Linked DNA regions of Mus musculus: all the other regions are linked to region 1. A link is a loop called in an ENCODE intact Hi-C map of the cell type or tissue named here. Cell type or tissue: left cerebral cortex. All regions are shown on one strand. Each heading gives the region's core, and the rest is flanking DNA. Links, peaks and the distances in the headings are about the cores only. Region 1 overlaps Afdn (afadin, adherens junction formation factor). Region 2 has its middle 40 kb from the start of Rnu6. Region 3 holds the start of Gm24867 (a small nuclear RNA gene).

Region 1 (5,000 bases), core at 1-5,000:
TGAAATTCTAAAAGAACCAATTAAAAAAAAAAGCAAAATCTCTTTTCTGTCTTCGACTCCGTTCTTCTCAAGGGGGTTAAACATTTCATCAGCATTTATTATCAGTGGTAGACATTGGAATCACATGAGACTTACTCCTAGGTCTGTGGTTCAGGAGATCTGGGTTGCACAGTTAAAAGCCTTGTTATGCCCCACCAGCTATATTGTGCTGTGCACTGTAAGGGTGCGTGGTACTTCTGTCCAACAAAGGCACAGCATTGAAGTAATTAATGGCTTATGTGGCCTTACTCTGTGTTCTCAGTGCAGTTCCATCCTCAGAGTCAGTAAGGGGACGTTAGGAGAGCATGTAGGAAAACTTGTAATTAGAACGTGTTGGTAGCTGGGCGTGGTGGTACACGCCTTTAATCCCAGCAGAGGCAGGTGGATTTCTGAGTTCAAGGCCAGCCTGGTCTACAAAGTGAGTTCCAGGACAGCCAGGGCCACACAGAGAAACCCTGTCTCAAAAAACCAAACAACAAAAAAAGAAAGTATTGGAATCAGTGACACTGTACATTCTATTCCAGCAGGAGCTGCTTGGCTTCTGTATCTGGTTAAGTTTCACTGCAACATCAACTCTGGAAAGAAATCCTGAGAAGTTAAACCGTGCTAGCCTTAGTAAGAGAAACTTGTTTGTTTCAAGCATAAGAACATCAGACTTGACAAACGGAGCTCTGTGTCTTCTCTTCCCTCTCACAGATGGCTCTGACTCCAGAGACAAGCCAAAGTTATACCGCCTTCAATTAAGTGTGACTGAAGTTGGGACAGAGAAATTTGATGACAATTCTATCCAGGTACTTGATCATGCCTGCTGTCTAAGCGTTTTAAGGTTGTTCCTCCTATCAGTAATTAGTAAGCACTCATCAAGGAACCAGCTGCAAGGGAATGGATGAAGGTGACAGGCAGCCTTTGTATTTGAATATGCCGCTCATCCTCTCTGACTCACTTCTCTGATTTAGTTTGGAGAGAACGTGACTTGTCTGTATCCAGAAGGGATACACGGAAACATGACTGGTTGTGACATTCTTCTCTGAGTTTTTACTTCTGACTAGAAAGTGAAGGTGCTGATAGCAACTTATAGGTCTGTTTCAGGATAGTGGAGATACAGTGGAAATGTTGCTACCTCTCCCCCTCCCCCCTTTCCCCCTCCCCCTCCCCCCTCTTCCTCTCCCCCTCCCCCTCCCTCTCCCCCTCTTCCTCTCCTCCTCCCCCCTCCCCTCTCCCCCTCTTCCCCTTCTCCCCCTCTCCCTCTCCCTTTTTTCCCCCTCTCCCTCCCCCTCCCCCTTCCCCTCACCCTCCCTCTGTGTGTGTGTGTGTGTGTGTGTGTGTGTGTGTGTGTGTGTGTGTGTGTGTATTCTAGGGTTGGAACTCAGGACCTCATACAAATCGTTAAGGATCATAACTATTGAACTACTTCCCCAGGCCATCATATGATTAGTAAAACAGAGTTACAATGTTCCTGCCTTACAACAGGTTTTTAGATGTTAACAGTGTTCAGCTGTCCTGACATGGTTTTACACTATTAGAGAGAAATCCACTTAAGAAACCAGAGAACCGAGGGCTTCTTAGACTGCATTCGTCATAACAGAACTCTACACATTGAGTGCTTCATGATGGAACTCTTTTCCTTCTCTTCTTAGCTGTTTGGCCCCGGAATTCAGCCCCATCACTGTGATCTCACCAACATGGATGGAGTGGTCACTGTGACACCCAGAAGTATGGATGCAGAGACCTACGTGGATGGTCAGCGCATCTCAGAGACCACAATGCTGCAGAGTGGCATGAGACTGCAGTTTGGCACCTCGCATGTGTTTAAGTTTGTGGACCCCATCCAGGACCACGTTCTTTCCAAGAGATCTGTGGATGGAGGCCTGATGGTCAAGGGCCCAAGACATAAACCTGGGTGAATGTGATAGATCAGCTTAAGGATTTTAGAGTGTTTGGCTGTAAAGTAATTTCAATTAGATGGAAATATCTTTACTTAGAGTTTATTACATTAGTTTAAATTTTCTGTATGTGTGTCTGCGTCTGTTCCTTTTGGAGTTGAGAGGATACCTCACAGGAGTAGGTTCTCCTACTTGTGGGTCCTGTGGATCAAACTCAGGCTGTCAGCCTGCCATTTTCCCCATCCTTAAATTTTCAGTTTTAAAAGATCAAGGTGAAGAAGGGTCTGGAGATAAGGCTTAGTGCTTAAAAACAGTTGCTGATCTTACAGATGATCCCAGTTTGGTTCCCAGCACCTAAATCAGGCAGCTCATAACTGTCTGTAGTGCCAGCCCTAGGGGTCCTGATGTGGGCATTATACACACACATGTTGCACATATATACATGCAGGCTAATCACTCACCTATTTAAAATAATTTTTTTTGAAGATCAGTGCATTTTATGAAATGGGAGTTTATATCACAAATTTGGATTGGTTTTGGAGCAAACACGTAGATTCTGATTTTATCTTGAAATTGGTTTTTAAGTTGATCTCTTTTTGTGTGAACCATCACCCTATGTAACTAATAGTATTTCAAAATCTTTCCTTGATGTATTTTCCTCCTTCATATTCTTCTCCCTGAGAACCATGGTAATGCAAGGGGGAATCTGTTTAGGAATTCAGAGCATTTTAGCTCCACCTAGTGTTTTCCTGAGGTCTTGCAGTGTGGTCTACTAATGAGCATTCTTCTGGAGAAGAGTGACTTTTCCTTTAGTGATAATTTTGAAAACATACACTGTTTAGCTATTTTGCTATCTATTTTATATGTTAATAAAGTATCTTTTGGAAAAATAGGTGCCATGGCTCTTCATGGTATTTAAAACAAACTTCTGAGTCCACAGAAGTGAAACTTTCTGCCAAAGAGTATACAAATAGACCAACCTATATACCTGTATTGGTAGTCTCTGCATGGCCCTGGCCTGAAACTCAACCATGTAGTCCAGGCTGGCCTCAGATTCACAGAGGTCCATCTACTACAGAGACCACTGGCCACCTTCACAGATAGGACACTTTGGAATAGCTTCTCACCTCAAGTTGTTTGTTTGTTTGTTTGTTTATTATTACTTTTTTTGTAATGTATGTACTTGGGTGTGTGTACCACATGTAGGCAGGAATCTAGCCCAAGTCCAGAGTGACTTTATACTGACTTAGATGCCATCATGTTATGACCTTTGGCTATACAAATCACACCTTTCTTAGGATTCAGAACACAATAATAACACATAGGTGCTCGATGGATAATGACTAGATAGGTAAATAATTCATGAATCAGTGTATTATCACACAGCCCTCAAAACCCCAAACTGATGTCTTACAGACAGTTACATGCAGAAAGTGAATGATTAGCCTTTAGTAAAAGCATTTGAACTTCTTAGTAAGAAGCTATTATTCAGAGCATGGTAACTGTTTTACATCACAACAGATTTTATTTTCTTAGACGATTGTAGAGGAATTTCTAATAAAAATGGCTTGAATTTCTACATTATTTCCTTGTTTCAGTCTCTAGATGAAGTTTTGAAATTAAACCATGTAGTTCTTAGATGTTAGAACAATCCAGAAATAGCCATATCTTTGCTTTTGATGGCTTATAGGCACCTTAGGCTCCTTCTCCCCTTAGGTTGGGACCAGGGTGTTGTATTTACTGTGTTTGTTCCAAAGAATATCGTTTTGCTTATCTCACCTTTGTCCATGTTGAAAATGTGATTTTTTTATTATTATTATTTTATTATTATTTTGAGTAAGTGTTTTGCCTGCGCTCATGTATAGCATGTGTGTGCTTGATGCCCACAGAAGTCAGAAGACTGTATTAGATCCCCTGAAGCTGGAGATATAGATGGTTGTGATCTACCACGTGGGTTCTGGGACCCAAACTCAGCAGATGCTCTTAACCTTAGAGCCAGCTCTTTAGTCTCAATATTTTGTTTTTGTTGTTAACATCTGGTTTTAAAAATAGGACCATGAGAGTTTTTTTGATATGCTTCCTAATTAAGAAAAGTTCACATATTTATTGTCACTTTTTAAAGTCTGTGTGCCAAAGTAAATGAATTTATTAATGATATTTGAATATTGAAATACTCATCTGTTCTTGCTGTATTAAGAGTACTACCTTGTCAGTTGAAGTTTAATTTTTATGTTTATTTTTCATCTCCATAGAGCTGTTCAGGAGACAACCTTTGAATTGGGAGGAGATGTCCACAGTGGGACAGCATTGCCGGCAAGCAGGGTAGGTATTTACAGACTCATGACCTGACCATCCCTTGGATTCGATGTTCTAGGACACCCAAGAACAGACACTCCTTTGTAAAGACAACTTCACAGTGGCCTCTCTCTGCTGCAACCCACTCTTTTCTATCTGTTCACACAGTGATGCTTAAATGAAAGGTAGCTAGCTGTTCCTTTTGTCCTGAGGTCAGAATCTAGTACTTTCTCTTTCATTTGGAGTATGTGCTTTGCCTGTGCTCTGTGTGTAACTAACCGCTGTGGCCATCATGCTGAGGATAATGGACTTTTGCTACTTTATTCACTGGGTACAAGTCCTAGATCTCAGCTGGGTACTCACCTCCGACAGTCATTCTTTGCTCTTGTATAGACAAGTCATTTCTCTCTTCATTTTGGTGATCTATTCCTGGATTACACTCACTGCAAAACTTGTTGAGCTTAAACAGCAATCCCTTCATTTACTGACAAGTTGGCTTGAGTTTCCTAGGGCAGTTGGTTTACTAGTCATGTTCCTGGTTCCTCTTGTGAGTGCAGTGAGCTAGCAGGTGAATCAGAGGTCACACTGTGGGACTACCCACCCTGCCTCTCTGTAGGACCTTGAATTCACAGCTGTTTTCATGGGTTAGGCTCAGGGCTGGTGTAGCGCTGTTTTCTCTGCCTTTTATTGAAAGCAAATCAGAGCCAGATTTAGAGGGAAGAGGTCTCCTTGAACTGTGTTCTTGTTTTGTTGATTTTTTTTTTTTGATACCATAATGCAACT
Region 2 (6,769 bases), core at 1,038-6,037, 360 kb before region 1:
AGGTACAGTTAATTAGTCAATTTGGCTGCACAGATTTTTTTGGAGCATTTAATACAAAAGGAAAAATGGCATGTATCAGTCAAGAGGAAAAAACAATCAAGTGGAAAAAGAAATAGTTGTGACTTTTCAAGATAGAAAAGTGACCTTCCCAGTACCTACGACCAAAAATAGCCAAGAGGGAAGAAAGTGCCTCCATGACTCCATAGAAACTTAACAGGGAGTAAGAATGCGTTTTTTACACAAACAGCACCAGCTCATAAACACCCAGAAATGTCTGGGTAAACGCACACTGCTCAGATGTCAATTAAAATACACAGATGTTTTTTTTAATCAGACAGATGGGCGAAGTCAATGGTTGTACCACCCAGTGAGCCATGTGCACCAATTTGCACTCTGCTGGAGAACTGTGGGCGGGTGCACACACAGGCAAGCAATCCGTACCACTTACATATTGCACATACATGCCCTCTTTGACTTAAAAAGGTCATCCCACGAGCTGCCCCAATCCCTTGTAAGCTGCAGCACTTGGGAGAGTGGACCCTGAACTTTGATTGCGCAGCACAATGGAGCTTGCCTTGCACCTGAGTGCAGGTGAGCTGGCCCTGAGGACACAAGAGCAGGAGAGCTGCCCCTGATTCCTGCTGATGGTACCATTGGGTGGCCTAACCAGAGCAATGCTGGAGAGCTTGCCCTGGTGGTGTAGGTAAGCGAGAACCTGTGGCTGACCGGCTCAGCTACTACCCAGGCCAGGATCCAGGGCTCTGAGTTGGCCCACCCCCAAATCTATACTACCCGTGAATGGTTGAGACTTGTGAAAGGGACAGTCCTGCTGTTCCAAAGCTGCAGGATCTCCATGACACAGGACAACAACAGGATAAAATGGAAGGAGGTGTCACAGAAGCCAGAGTTTTGGAAGCAGACCAATGACTCATTGCAATGAAAATTTGCCAGTGACGACGTGTGGACAGAGGGGTATAATGTGGGATGTGCTGTGACACCCTACAGCTTCCATGATGAGATGTTTCCTATGCGTTTTTGTTTTGTTTTCTTTTGTTTGCTTGCTTACGTGTTTTGTGGGGAAAGTTGTAAGGGCCAAGGGCAGATATGAAGAAATGGGGAGATGAGTGGGACCGGGGTGCATGATATAAAACTCACAAAGAATCAATAAAAAGTTTAAAAAAAGAAAAGCAGCTGTTCCCACTGCCCCACCTTAAATATATTCCTGTTTCACTCCCTCAAAATGATGTGCACACAATGCCTTTTCTTTGTAACAGGATTTTTCATAGCAAAGACTGGGAAGTATCTACAAAGTATCTACATGTCTATCAGTCCTCAACTGATAGACAGGCTTTACTAAATCTGATATAACCCGCTTTACCTCTTGCTTCTAGTCCTCACTGTTCCCAGCAGGCCTTGCTCTGTCTCCGGCTTGCCCTACAGGTGCTGGCTACAGACTCTTACCCGCACGAGAAGTCATATTTATTTCCTACTTAGAGTGTTCTAATTACAAAACGCTATGCACTTTTATCAAATGGCTTTTCTGCAGTCCCACAGAGAATCTGGGGACTTCTCATCATGAATGTGATAAATTGGTGAAATTTCTCACACCTTGATATTGCTCAGAAGCACAGTACTCTTCCCCATGTTATGTTTTTATTCATTTTCATTAGTTTTAAAATTCGTGGATCCACTTACAAATAGACGTTTGTCCACCGGTTGAGTTGATTTATTCATTTTCCCTCCTATACCACATAGAATGTAGCCGAGACAATCAAGATGTGAGTTTAATTTGCACTGGCGTCAGGTTGGCAGGCTCCGCTCAGTCTATCACACTGTCAGGAAAATGGGAAAAAAAATATGCATGGCTTTCCCACAGCCGGTCAGTGTTAGTAGGAAGTAAGTGCCATCTCGTCAGATGAAGAACAGGATTATCCTGAATAACTCTGGATTTCTGGCAAAGGTGTATATTTTTATTCAAGATTTATTTAGCTTCGTGTACCACCCCCATCCTTGATAGGTAATGTAGTTATTTAGAAATGCAAGGGGTGAAGCAAATATCTCATGTCTCTTTGGCTCCCAGGCCCCTGCTGCGTGTTGGACACACAAGGATGAACGTGCTTCAAAGAATCTAACAAAGGGAATGTTTGGATCAGTAATAACTCCTGAGTAAGATGGCAGCCTGGCTCAGTAGGAATGTGGCCTGTGAAGTGACTGCCTGGCTCACTGAGGGCAAGTGTAGCTGTGAGACTATGAGGGTTAAGTTCAGGAGCTCGCTCTGATCAGTGTAAGGTGATAGAGGCCACTAGCAACCTAAGATGGCGCTGGATGCCCAGTTTAAGGTCAGCAGAAATACAGTTGAACTAAACTAAAGATGGAAAAGAATGAAAGATGGAGACAATGAGAAACTGTAAATACATCTGGTGGAGGCAGAACGTGTAGAGGAGGGTGGAAACAGGAGGAGGTGCTAGAGAGATGGGGTGCAAAAGAGGGGGCCAAAGCTCTGGCTTGGTGTGACCCCCCCTTCCTTAGCCAAGCAGGTGATGTGGTCATTTGCTGGACAGGGCTGGGCAGGGCCTTGGCAGTGAGCATGAAGGGAGGAGGGTGAGAGGCTGAGCGACTCTAGTGAAGCACACGGGGGTGGGGGTGGGGGATGTCATGCTTTCCCAAGGTCTTTGGTGGCATAAGGGTGTTTTCATGGGCAGTGGAGTAGGCTCTACTGTTTTTAAAATTCAAGAGTTTGAGTGGTAGAAAGTAGAGACGGCAACTTGGAAGGGAGGGGATGGGCTGAAGTCCAGGCTTCATCATGCAGGGCCATAGGAAGTGGGCCATGGTCAATGCCCTCTCCTTCCTGGGTCCTCCCCTTCCTTCTCAAATCATCCCCGATATAGACAATGGCGGGTCTATACCCTCTTTCAAAGTTACTTGCAAAGGCTGGGAGATAACTGGACCTTATCCCACAGGACAGAGGGCCTTTCAAAGACAGGTTGATAAAACCCCAGGAAGAGGCCAGCGATCACATCTTGGCCTTGTCTTGGTTTGATCACACCCAAGAACTGATTTTGCCTCTAAAGCTTGTACTTTGTAACATTGTTAAAGGCTCTGAAAACTTTGTTATTTTGTTTTTGGAAACGGAAATTCATGCTTAGCAGTCTGGTGTGGCTTCCTCTGAAGGAGATGGTTGTGAGGGCAGGGACCCTGTGACCTTTTAACTGTGAAAGACCAGTTGCTTTGAGGGTCCAGTTCCGGATCAAAAAACCTCACCAAGGGGGACAAAGAAACATGAAGACAGCTCCAGGAGCCTGCTTTGGCCACAATGACTGCTGTATGGACCACCGGGAAGTAGCTGGATGTTGGTAACTGGAATGACCACAAGATGGCGCTACAACATGTCATTGCAAATGTATGTTTCCTTGAGAAGCATGGAGAGATAGAAGATGCTGCACTGCGGTCATAGGAGAAACAGGCATGTCCTTTGGGACTCCCGGCCATCACCTAATTTACTTACTAAGCTCCAGTGTTTAGACAGAGCTTCCTTACTTGCCTGGCTGGTCAGCAGGGCATAGCTTCTAGTGACAGAGGCTGACTGTCTCACTTGCTGGAAAGCCCTCTCTGATGAGCATTGTGGAGGCGCTACAGTGTTGGTGGACAGAGGTACAGACACGGTGCTATGGAAGTCTAGAGGACACCAGTTAGGGCTGCTTTTTAACTCTCTCCTCACCAAAGTATTCCTCCTTTGCACTTAATAGACAAAGGATTTTGTTTAATGCATCATTGAGAAAACAGAATAAGACAAAACACAATAAAAGGCCAAGCAGATAAACAGGACAGAAAGACTGGCTGCTCAAACAAGAACTCTGTGGCCACGCTAGCAGCTGGACAGTGTCCAGAGGAGACCATCCCTGAGGCACACTGTTCTCCCTGCTCCTTAGAGGCAGGGCAAGAGATTAAACAGCAACAGATAAAATTAATTATAAAGAAACAGTTTATGTAACCGGATATATCAGAACATGGCCATTTTGATACGTTAGGAATGGCAGGCCACAGTTACATTTAATTCTGAAGCTTTATAAATCTAGCATGAACCTCATTTACACTCTGCTTCAGTTCATCAGCTTCAACTGGTAGTCCCCCACACGGCTGCCTCAATGAATGGCTCAGCGTTGGTGTCAAGGGCCTACCTAGGTTGGCTTGGTATAAAGTGTTTTGTACCCACGGTCAGTGTCAGCAGGTAAGAGGGCACCTGTCCTCCTATGGGCATGCTCAGAACACTCTACCTACTTGAGTTTGGCAGTACCCAAGACAGAGCCTATTTCCCCAAACTCTGCCTGGACCTGAAAACTAGATTTTGCACTATTTGCTATTAATGAAGCTAGTTATAGGTCATATTTATATTCCTGGATCAACTCCCAATGTCTAATAATGGGGAGAAAGAGATAACTAAGAGACGAAGGGTCAGGAAACCCACTGTTCACTGGCACGTCAGTAGTCTGCTGCAGGGCTCAAGCTACCACTTTGGCCAAGTGACTGGGGGTGACTGCTCCCCATTTTGAGTTTGTTTTCTGGCCCTTCCTCATTGACTTTGGTCAACTGAATAGGGTGGAGGTGAGGGGTGGCCGTGACATTGGGTCTTAGGGACACTTGTAGTTCCACTCATGGCTTGCAAACTTTGTATCCAGTCCGGCTTGACAGCTTTTACCTGGGGCTAAGACCAGGGGGTTTTGGACTCCACAGCAGCCTGGCAACTTTCTCTCAAAAAAAATTAAAATGAACTGATTTCCATCAATATTAGGACAAAGCAACTGCAGTAACCGCTGATAGTACTACAGACCCAGGGAACAAGGTCACACCCTTGCAGCCTCAGGCAGCCCCCCCCCCCCCAATCCAGAGTCACAGTACATGCTCATGATCTGATGCCAGCAAGTCTCTGGTGGCTTCTCTGAAGCGCAGTTTCAGCCATATACTTAGAAAGCACAACCATGTGGAGATTGAAGAGGCCAACTCTGACTGAGAGAGAAATCCCCTAAGACAAGGGAAGACAGTCTTCACAGAGAATGGAGGACATCTATGGGAGACACACATTTATGCAAGCAGGACCATTCCCTCTCCCTAGGCAGGAGACAAAAGAAGCTGTTGGGTCCCCTGATAAGGGAAGAAGCTCGCAGAGGTAGGAGATTCGAGCCCACATGGAAGTCCCAGTTGCCACACTAAATTTAGAAGCAGTGATTATAGAGACTTCGAGGGAAAGAATAGGAATGTGAGAATTTCACACTCAGTCAAACTATTGTTGGACTTGAGCGGAGAAGAAAACTGTCTGACCACCCACACACAGAGTGATTATTCAGTAAAGCATATCGCCCACCCAAAAGTAAAACACTCAGAGATGGAGAGTCCAGCTCCAAATTCCAGTCTTTTCCTAACTCTTCCCTTAAAAAAAAAAGTTCCAAGTCAAATTAGTCTCCCACGATGGTTATAAACAGGGTGTATTGGTCCAGTGAGTCTGGGAACACGCACGTTTCCTTAGCAGTGACTAACATGATGGCACACCCATTTCCCCCAGTGCCTGCCAACTATTCACCCCCCCCCCCAGTTCTCTCCTAGGCTCCCCGTCTCAGTAGAGGACCTCCCACTGCCACCAAGCCAGAGGAGAGGAAAGTCATGAAGGTTGACTGGCTGCTGCTGGTCCTGAGTCAGAGCTCTGTGTCACCCTGCGTCGCACGCAGATGTCTGATAGGATGGATATGATGCAGAACATCCTGGGTATTTTGGAGCCACGCCCACACGTGCCTACTGGGGCACTGCCCATGGAAGAAGGAACCACAAGTAGCTACTAACCAAGCTCCAGGGTATCCCTGCTGTCCCCGGTCCTGGGAATGAGGCAGTGTCCACTCTCGGTCTGATTGCTGTGTGTTAGCAGCTGTCTGTGAGTCCCAGAAATAAATATGTAATATTGAGCTGCCAGTCTAGACTTAAAGATCCAAATAAGCTCAATTCAGAAGCATGAGAGATGAATGGAAGCCTGGGCATGGCCACTTACTACTTATAGATAGAAGTGCTCACTAACAGCTCCAAAGCTCATGAATAAACTCCAGTGAGAGGGCTGGAGAGATGGCTCAGTGGTTATGGGCACTGGCTGTTCTTCCCAAGGTCCTAAGTTCAATTCCCAGCAACCACAGGGTGGCTCACAATCATCTATAAAGTATCTGGTGCCTCCTTCTGGCATGCAGAAGTACATACAGATAGAATACTCACATAAAATAAATAACTATTCAAAACAAAACAAAAAACCACCAACGAGAAAGAAAAGAGATAAAGCCACAGCTTCATCAAGCTCCCTTCTCATCTCTGCCAGAGAGAAAAGAAGCCAGGAAAGAGGACTCTGGAAACTCCACAAGCCAACCTGACCTAGTGGACATTAGCAGCCTGCTAAGTCCATGGTACAGACTGCAATGATTTCCAGATGCTCATGGAACATGGATCAAAACAGGCCATACTTTGGACTTTAAATCAAGTCTACACAGTGACCAGAACCAAGATCACACACAGGGTGCTTCCTCCAACTGGAGGCATACCCACCCTGTGGTAGAGCAATTCCCTAGAATGCACAAAGCCATGGATTAGATCTTGACACCAAACGCACACATGGGAACTAAATTTGCAATCTGTAATGGAACTCTGAATAACCTCCAATTACTTGGAAACTAAATGACACTCCTTTCTGTTGCTAGACTGTGAAAGTCAAGTCCCAAGTGTGTTAGGTCCGATGGCTACA
Region 3 (6,769 bases), core at 996-5,995, 150 kb before region 1:
GAAAATCCTGCTACAGGTCATCATACAAGAAAGTAGGTATTTGGGTCCCCATCTAGGATAGAAGCTGTCTCAAGTTAGACTGATCAAAACCCTCGGAAGACTGGTGAGATATTTCAGCAGGTAAAGGTGCTTTTGTGCAGTCATGGTGACCTGAGCATGCCACCCAGCGTATAGGAAGAGAACCCATGCCATAAAGTTGCCATCTGACCTCCACATGGATAGCAGGGCACACACACCGGCCTCACACACACCAGTGTAAGTGAGGGTGCGTGTGTGTGTGTGTGTGTGTGTGTGTGTGTGTGTGTGCATGTGTGTAGGTATGTGCAAGTGCAGGAGGTGCTAGAGGTCAACCTTGGCTGTGCACCTTCGAGTTCTGTGTACTTTGTTTTTTGAGACGAGGTTTCTCGTTGACCTGAAGTTGACAGAGTTTTAAGTCTTGGACTGGCCAGCAACAAGTTCAGAGGTCCCCCTGTCCCTTGCCTTCCCAGGGCTGAGATTAGATGTGAGCATCCCTATGCCAGGCTCTCTTTTGGGGTCTCAGGGGTGGCAGCAGGGGTGGGGTTGAACTCAGGTTCCCATGTTTGCTATTACTCTTCAGCCCTTGTCTTAGTTAGGGTTTTACTGCTGTGAACAGACACATGTTGTACATACGACAAGGCAACTCTTATAAGGACAACATTTAACTGTGTCTGGCTTACAGGTTCAGTCTATTATCATAAAGGCAGGAGGAGCATGGAAGCATCCAAGAAGGCATGCAGGAAGGAGCTGAGAGTTCTTTATCTTCATCTGAAGGCTGCTAAGACTTGCTTCCAGGCAGCTAGGGCAAGTGACACACCTAATCCAACTAGGCCACACCTCCTAATAGTGCCACTCCCTGGGCCAAGCATATACAAACCATCACAGCCCTTCAGATATCCTTTCAGCCCACACTTGGCTTTTAAATACAATCTTCTCCAAGCTAGAACTCATCACTCTGTTGTACATGTTACTTCCTACAATGAATGAGGTATGCACATACATGAACGATGCACATGAACATAGGAATGAGGCATGTTCATGCTGTTGTCATGTGTACAAAGTCTCTAGGGATTCTTTGATCAGAACTGTGAGCTTCTGAAAGAAGAAATAGTCCATGATCTTGAACATAGCCTATGAAGGGCCTCACTGGGTCTGACACTGCAACCCCTCACGCCACCCTCCCCTCCAGAAAAATACCATGCACCTGTTCCTCCAAGGAGGTGTCTATGTGAGGCACAATCTTCACCTCTGAGTGAGGGGTCTCTGTGGGCCCATAGTCCTCTGGGATGTTGGCATGGACATGCACATCCATATACAGTGGGTAGAAGGGCTTGTGTTGACCTCATCTTCTTGACAACGATAGTGAGCCCACATTCCCTGGAGACTCAAAACTGTCAGAAGCCCCCATTGCATACCTGGCACTTGGCTGCATTGAAGCCTTCCTCCCTCCACAGAGTAGGAGAGATGCTGCTTGGCCAGGCATCTCACTGCCCCTCCTGAGTAAACCTGTACAGTTTACCTGTAGAGAAAGGTAGCTCAGGTTCTTCGGGCACCTTGAAGCATTGCTCACAACAGTGGCTTACTTCACTGACACATTCACACGTTACCAGGTGGTACTCACAGTCTACGGCCGTAGGACATTGTATGTGAAGGAGCCACATAGAGGTTTTGGGTCTCAACATGATATAATCTAGACGAATAAGGAAGACAAGAACAACGGTTCTTAAAGGGGAGAGGAACGAAGCAGGTCTGGCCACACCTTCTCCATGACACCTGTCTTCTGGTGCTGGGAGACACCTGCCATGTACTCTTTAGGAGGAGGAGTGTATGGCAGTGGGATTTATAGTTTTCAGTGGCTCCCACCCTCCTGCTCACCCCAGCTTCCTGTGTGGTTGTCTCCCAGCTGCCACTGTTTCCTAGCCACAGAATAATCCAGACATTTAGCTGAGTGTTGTGGTTTGCATCAGAATTTTCCCATAGGCTCATGTTTGAACACTTGGTCCCCAGCCTGTGGTGCTGCCTGGTGAGGTTGTGGAACCCCCTAGGTGGTGGAGCCTCACTGGAGAGAGTGGGTCACTGGGCACAGGCCTTGAAGTTTAACAGTCCAGCCCAGACTCTCTTTGCTGCCAAATGACAGTTAAAATGTGACCTCTGCCTCTGCCTACTACCTTTTCCACCGTGGTGGTTTGTGACTCCTCTAACTGTGAGCCCAAAGTAAATCTTTCTTTCCTAAGTCGCTTTGTTGGGTGTTTTCTCGCAGAAAGAAGAAAGGAAACTAAGGCATCATGCTTCCTTCCCCTCCATCCAAGCTCTGATCTTGAGGCCAGAATCCAGGGCTGCTCACTTTGGGAGAATATATACTAAAATTGGAACAGTACAGAGAAGATTAACATGGCCCCTGTATAAGGAAGACTTGCAAACTCCTGAAGTGCCCCATAAAAACAAACAAACAAACAAGCAAACAGAATCCAGTGTTAGAAACCCTATCCAGAGAGAGGATCACCCCGATCTTCACTCGTGCCTCACGACACCTCATTTCTCTCAAGTTGACCTCCATCCGTGGGAAGCTCCCAAAAGCCTCAGAAAGAGAAAAAGGGCATTGTCTCAGACGATGTGATCTTCATCTGGGGGACAGGACTAGCCTGTGACAGGCATGGCCTCTGTACAGTGTGAGGTCTCTGCTCTTCCCCTTCAAATCCAAGGCTGTGCTCAGCCCAAGTCCACAGGGTTGCCGCTCGCTAGCAAGGCTAGAGGTCAAGATACAAAGACCCATGTCACAAGCCAGTTCTCCAGGGAGCAATAAGCTGTCACTCACTAGATACCAAAGCATAATAAACAGGGGCTAAAGGCAGGGCAGCCTTATTCAGCTCAGGGCTCTGCGCCCAGAAATGGTACCCTGGCCATAGTCTCATAGGGGACACTAGCACTCCCAACAAACCCACAGTCCCCAGGGGTTGTGTCTGCACTTAAGCTTCTGCTGTGGGTCTGCCATGGCTCAGTCTCCAGCAAGACAGTCTTTCCATGGCCTGTCGATGTAGGCTGCTTTTTTTTAAAACTCTAATAGTTTCTAATATTTATTTATTTATTTATTTATTAATTATATACACTGTAGCTGTCTTCAGACACTCCAGAAGAGGGCATCAGATCTCATTACGGGTGGTTGTGAGCCACCATGTGGTTGCTGGGATTTGAACTGAGGACCTTTGAGAGAGCAGTCAGCGCTCCTAACTGCTGAGCCATCTCACCAGCCCCTCAGCTGCTTATTGTATGGGTGTGACCACCAGCTGCTGTCAGGACATGGGAACAATTTTTCAAACTTCTCTCTTGGATCACTTACCATTCACCAGATTTCTGGGTCAGTTGTGAATAAGCAACTTTAAATAGAAAATAGCTTCGTGTGTGTGTGTGTGTGTGTGTGTGTGTGTGTGTGTGTGTGTGTGTGTTAGAGGAAAAGTATTGTCCCAGGTTTAAATGAGCTATTTTGACATCTTACCCGGCAGAGAACAGAGCTGTGGCTCTTGGTCCCCCACCCTTCCCCCTTCCCCACCCATGCTGCTTTAGGTGAAGATGGTTTGTCAGCCTTCCTTCTACCCTGAACTACAGGATGGTGTGGGTGCCGCCCATAGAAGGAGCGAAGTATAATTTTGCAGGCTCCCACCTGTAGGGGCCAGGGAACAGACTTAAAGACTCAAAATAGACTGCAGTTTGCAGCATCACAGTGCACTGGCTGAAGCTGCTGTGTGCATGTGGCCCAGCTCTAGGCTTAGAGAGAGCACCAGATCTGAAGGGAGAGTCTTTGACTGAATGTTCCCACCAACACCCACTGGCCAAAGCTCAGACCTAAACAGCACTCACCATGCTGGTCTGTTATCATCCCATAGGGTTCATTCGCACACCTTTTATAAGAATAACGTTGGGTCATCCATTCCAGATTCAAAGCTTAGTTATAAGGAGAGAAGAGCCAATCCACCTGAATGTTTTGCCTCGCCTATAACTCTGTTTTGTTTTCTAAACCTCATTTGATCTTTGAGGAGGCCTTCAGTCACCAAACTCCCTATAGCCCTATTTAATTCTATCTCAGTATTTGTGGTACCAGGGATTGAGCCTGGAACTTTATGTATGCTAAGCATGCGCCAAGCATGTGTTCTGTACTGAACCACACCCCTCCACACACACACACACACACACACACACACACACACACACACACACACCCTTTAACTTTTTTATTCTGAGACAGGGTCTCACTAAGTTACCCAAGATGGCTGTGAACTTGACTGTACTCTTGTATCGGCTTCCCAAGTAGCTGGATGTCAGAGCCTTTCCACCAAACCCAGATAAATCCATTTTGAAATACCAAGCATACTGAATCTCAGACGTTGTGGGCAGAATGACTCCAGAGTCTATTTGCAGAGACAAGTGTGAAGGAAGAGAGGAAGTGTAATGTTAACGCAGCAAAAAACAAAACAAAACAAAAAAAAACCTGGATTCAGGCCTCAGGTGACCTAGACTCCAGGATGAGGAGCAGCATCAGACCTGGAAGCTCCTGCTGCTGTCCTGTGACAGAGAATGGGAAGTGCCACCAAAGCCCCCCAGAGAAACCCCCAGAGCTGCTGTTCCTAGTCTGATGCAGCCTGTCTCAAGAATACTGCCAAGCACAGCTTTACAAGTTAGTATGAACTGAGGCTTCAGACCATGATTTAAAGTGGTAGATACAGAAGAATAGGGGAGGGGAGGGGAGGGGAGGAGAGAAAGAAGGGAAAGGGAGAGAAACTGAGGGGGGGAGATGGAGGAGGGATGTTAGAAGAGGGAGAAAGGGAAGCGGGAGGAGAGGACAAAGGGAAGAGGCTAAAGTTGGGAAAGGAAAGGAACAAAGAGGGTGTGAGCCACCAGAAACAACGGTCCTCATTTCACAATAAGAGTACTGGCAACCGGGCTGTTTGATTTTTCAACCTTGCAAAGAGAGGCATCACCATGAAAGACTGGTACAACAGTTTGGTACAAAACAGTGCTTCCCGTGTTCCTAACTGTATTTCCCCCTGCCCCTGAGTTCTTCATTGCCTGAACATTTCCGAGAGGGACGAGAAACTGGGCAGACTGCACCTCCTATAGATTTCCACGTTGAGAATGTGAATGAAGCCTAGTTTGCTATGTATTCAGAGACTGGAGACTCCCTCCCTTTCTGACACATGGACTCAACTGTACAGCAGACTTCGAGTAACTTTTCAGCCTAGGATGAACTGAGGGCAGCAGGACAGGCAGATACCAGCCGTCGGCTGGGGAGACAGTCGTCCAGTGTCTCCTTCATATTTGTGATTCTGATAACCAACAATGTGCCTCCTTTTGAGAGTGGACCATAATGATTTGTTTAAAAATACAAACACAGTGCTAACCCAGCAGGCAGGCAGGTCGAGGGGAGATAAGATGTCTTAGGATGATGAAAACATATAGGCATAGCATAAAACCAAGCCCTGGGTTTAACCCCAGCGGTAGTCACTGCCTCAAGGCAACAAAACACTATACAGAGAAACAAGGGACAGAAAGTCCTGAAATTGCATGCCTTGCCTCATGCTGTTCACCTATCAGAGCAAAAGAAATGGCTCTGTCAATTAAATACAAATTATCAATTATATATAAATACATAACTACTTCCTCCAAAGTCTCCTTAACTTCAGTCATGAGTCTGTCTGTCTCTCTCTCTCAAGATTTTGTATATGAGTACACTGTCTCTCTCTTAAGACACACCAGAAGAGGGCATTGGATCCCATTACAGATGGTTGTGAGCCACCGTGTGGTTGCTGGGAATCAAACTCAGGACCTCTGGAAGAGCAGTCAGTGCTCTTAACTGCTGAGCCATCTCTCCCGTCTATCCTTTTTTCTTTTTTTTTTTTTTTTTTTTTTTTTTTTTCTTGTTTTGTTTTGTTTTGTTTTGTTTTTTTTTTTTTTTTTTTTTTTTTTTTTTTTCATTTTTTTTTATTAGGTATTTAGCTCATTTCCATTTCCAATGCTATACCAAAAGTCCCCCTTACCCACCCACCCCCACTCCCCTACCCACCCACTCCCCCCCTTTGGCCCTGGCGTTCCCCTGTACCGGGGCACACAAAGTCTGCGTGTCCAATGGGCCTCTCTTTCCAGTGATGGCCGACTAGGCCATCTTTTGATACATATGCAGCTAGAGTCAAGAGCTCAGGGGTACTGGTTAGTTCATAATGTTGTTCCAAGTGTAAATTATCTCATTTTAATTGGTTAGAAGAAATAATACTTTTTAGAGTGTCCACACTACCCAGTGCAATACCACCACTATATTCAATGCATTTTCTATCAAATTTCAAATAATATTTTTATGGATATAATAAAGTCCTAAAATTCATAGGGAAACTTTAAAAAAAAAAGAAAAAAAACTCAATAGTAAAGCGCTCTTAACCCAAAAAAGTAAAATTGGATAGCACTATTGGACTAAGGATATATTACAAAATTATAATAATTCAAATAGTTTGATAGTGACGTTAAGACAGACAGCTCAAACAATAAAACAGAACAGAATCCCACATAAACTAAATACACAGGGTCATTAGCTTTTTTTAAAAAAATTACCCTTTTCCCATCTTCAGTTGTCGATAGATAGATAGATAGATAGATAGATAGATAGATAGATAGATGGATAGATGTATCCATTCTCCTTTCTCTCCCTTGAGAAAAGTCAAGGAAGAAAGGGTGGGAAAGTCAGAGTGAGGAATCAGGGCTTCAGAGA

Evidence for each region. Peaks named below come from ENCODE experiments on the same cell type or tissue, not always from the same donor. Only the 100,000 strongest peaks of a DNase experiment are listed, where the experiment ranks them.
Region 2: it touches region 1 in a loop (13-fold over the local background); 20 of 42 quality-filtered maps call a loop at or near these places.
Region 3: it touches region 1 in a loop (4-fold over the local background); 9 of 42 quality-filtered maps call a loop at or near these places.

What each region holds. Positions count from the first base shown.
Region 1 is chr17:13,828,194-13,833,193 of GRCm38, forward strand. Afdn (afadin, adherens junction formation factor) reads left to right here. Exons shown (of 33, transcript NM_010806.1): 10 at 736-830; 11 at 1,677-1,939; 12 at 4,175-4,244. Among named protein-coding and RNA genes, the nearest start is that of Tcte2, 69 kb to the left of the region's middle. In left cerebral cortex, for the core only: a CTCF peak has its summit at 2,668 (motif pointing left); a DNase peak (open chromatin) is centred at 2,661.
Region 2 is chr17:13,469,248-13,476,016 of GRCm38, forward strand. No RefSeq gene overlaps it. Among named protein-coding and RNA genes, the nearest start is that of Rnu6, 40 kb to the left of the region's middle. In left cerebral cortex, for the core only: a CTCF peak has its summit at 3,363 (motif pointing right); DNase peaks (open chromatin) are centred at 3,391, 5,261, 5,705 and 6,030; H3K27ac peaks cover 808 bases.
Region 3 is chr17:13,673,022-13,679,790 of GRCm38, forward strand. It overlaps Gm24867 (a small nuclear RNA gene), which reads left to right and starts at 2,357; the gene lies at 2,357-2,461. In left cerebral cortex, for the core only: a CTCF peak has its summit at 3,099; DNase peaks (open chromatin) are centred at 3,382, 3,657, 4,430 and 4,616; H3K27ac peaks cover 657 bases.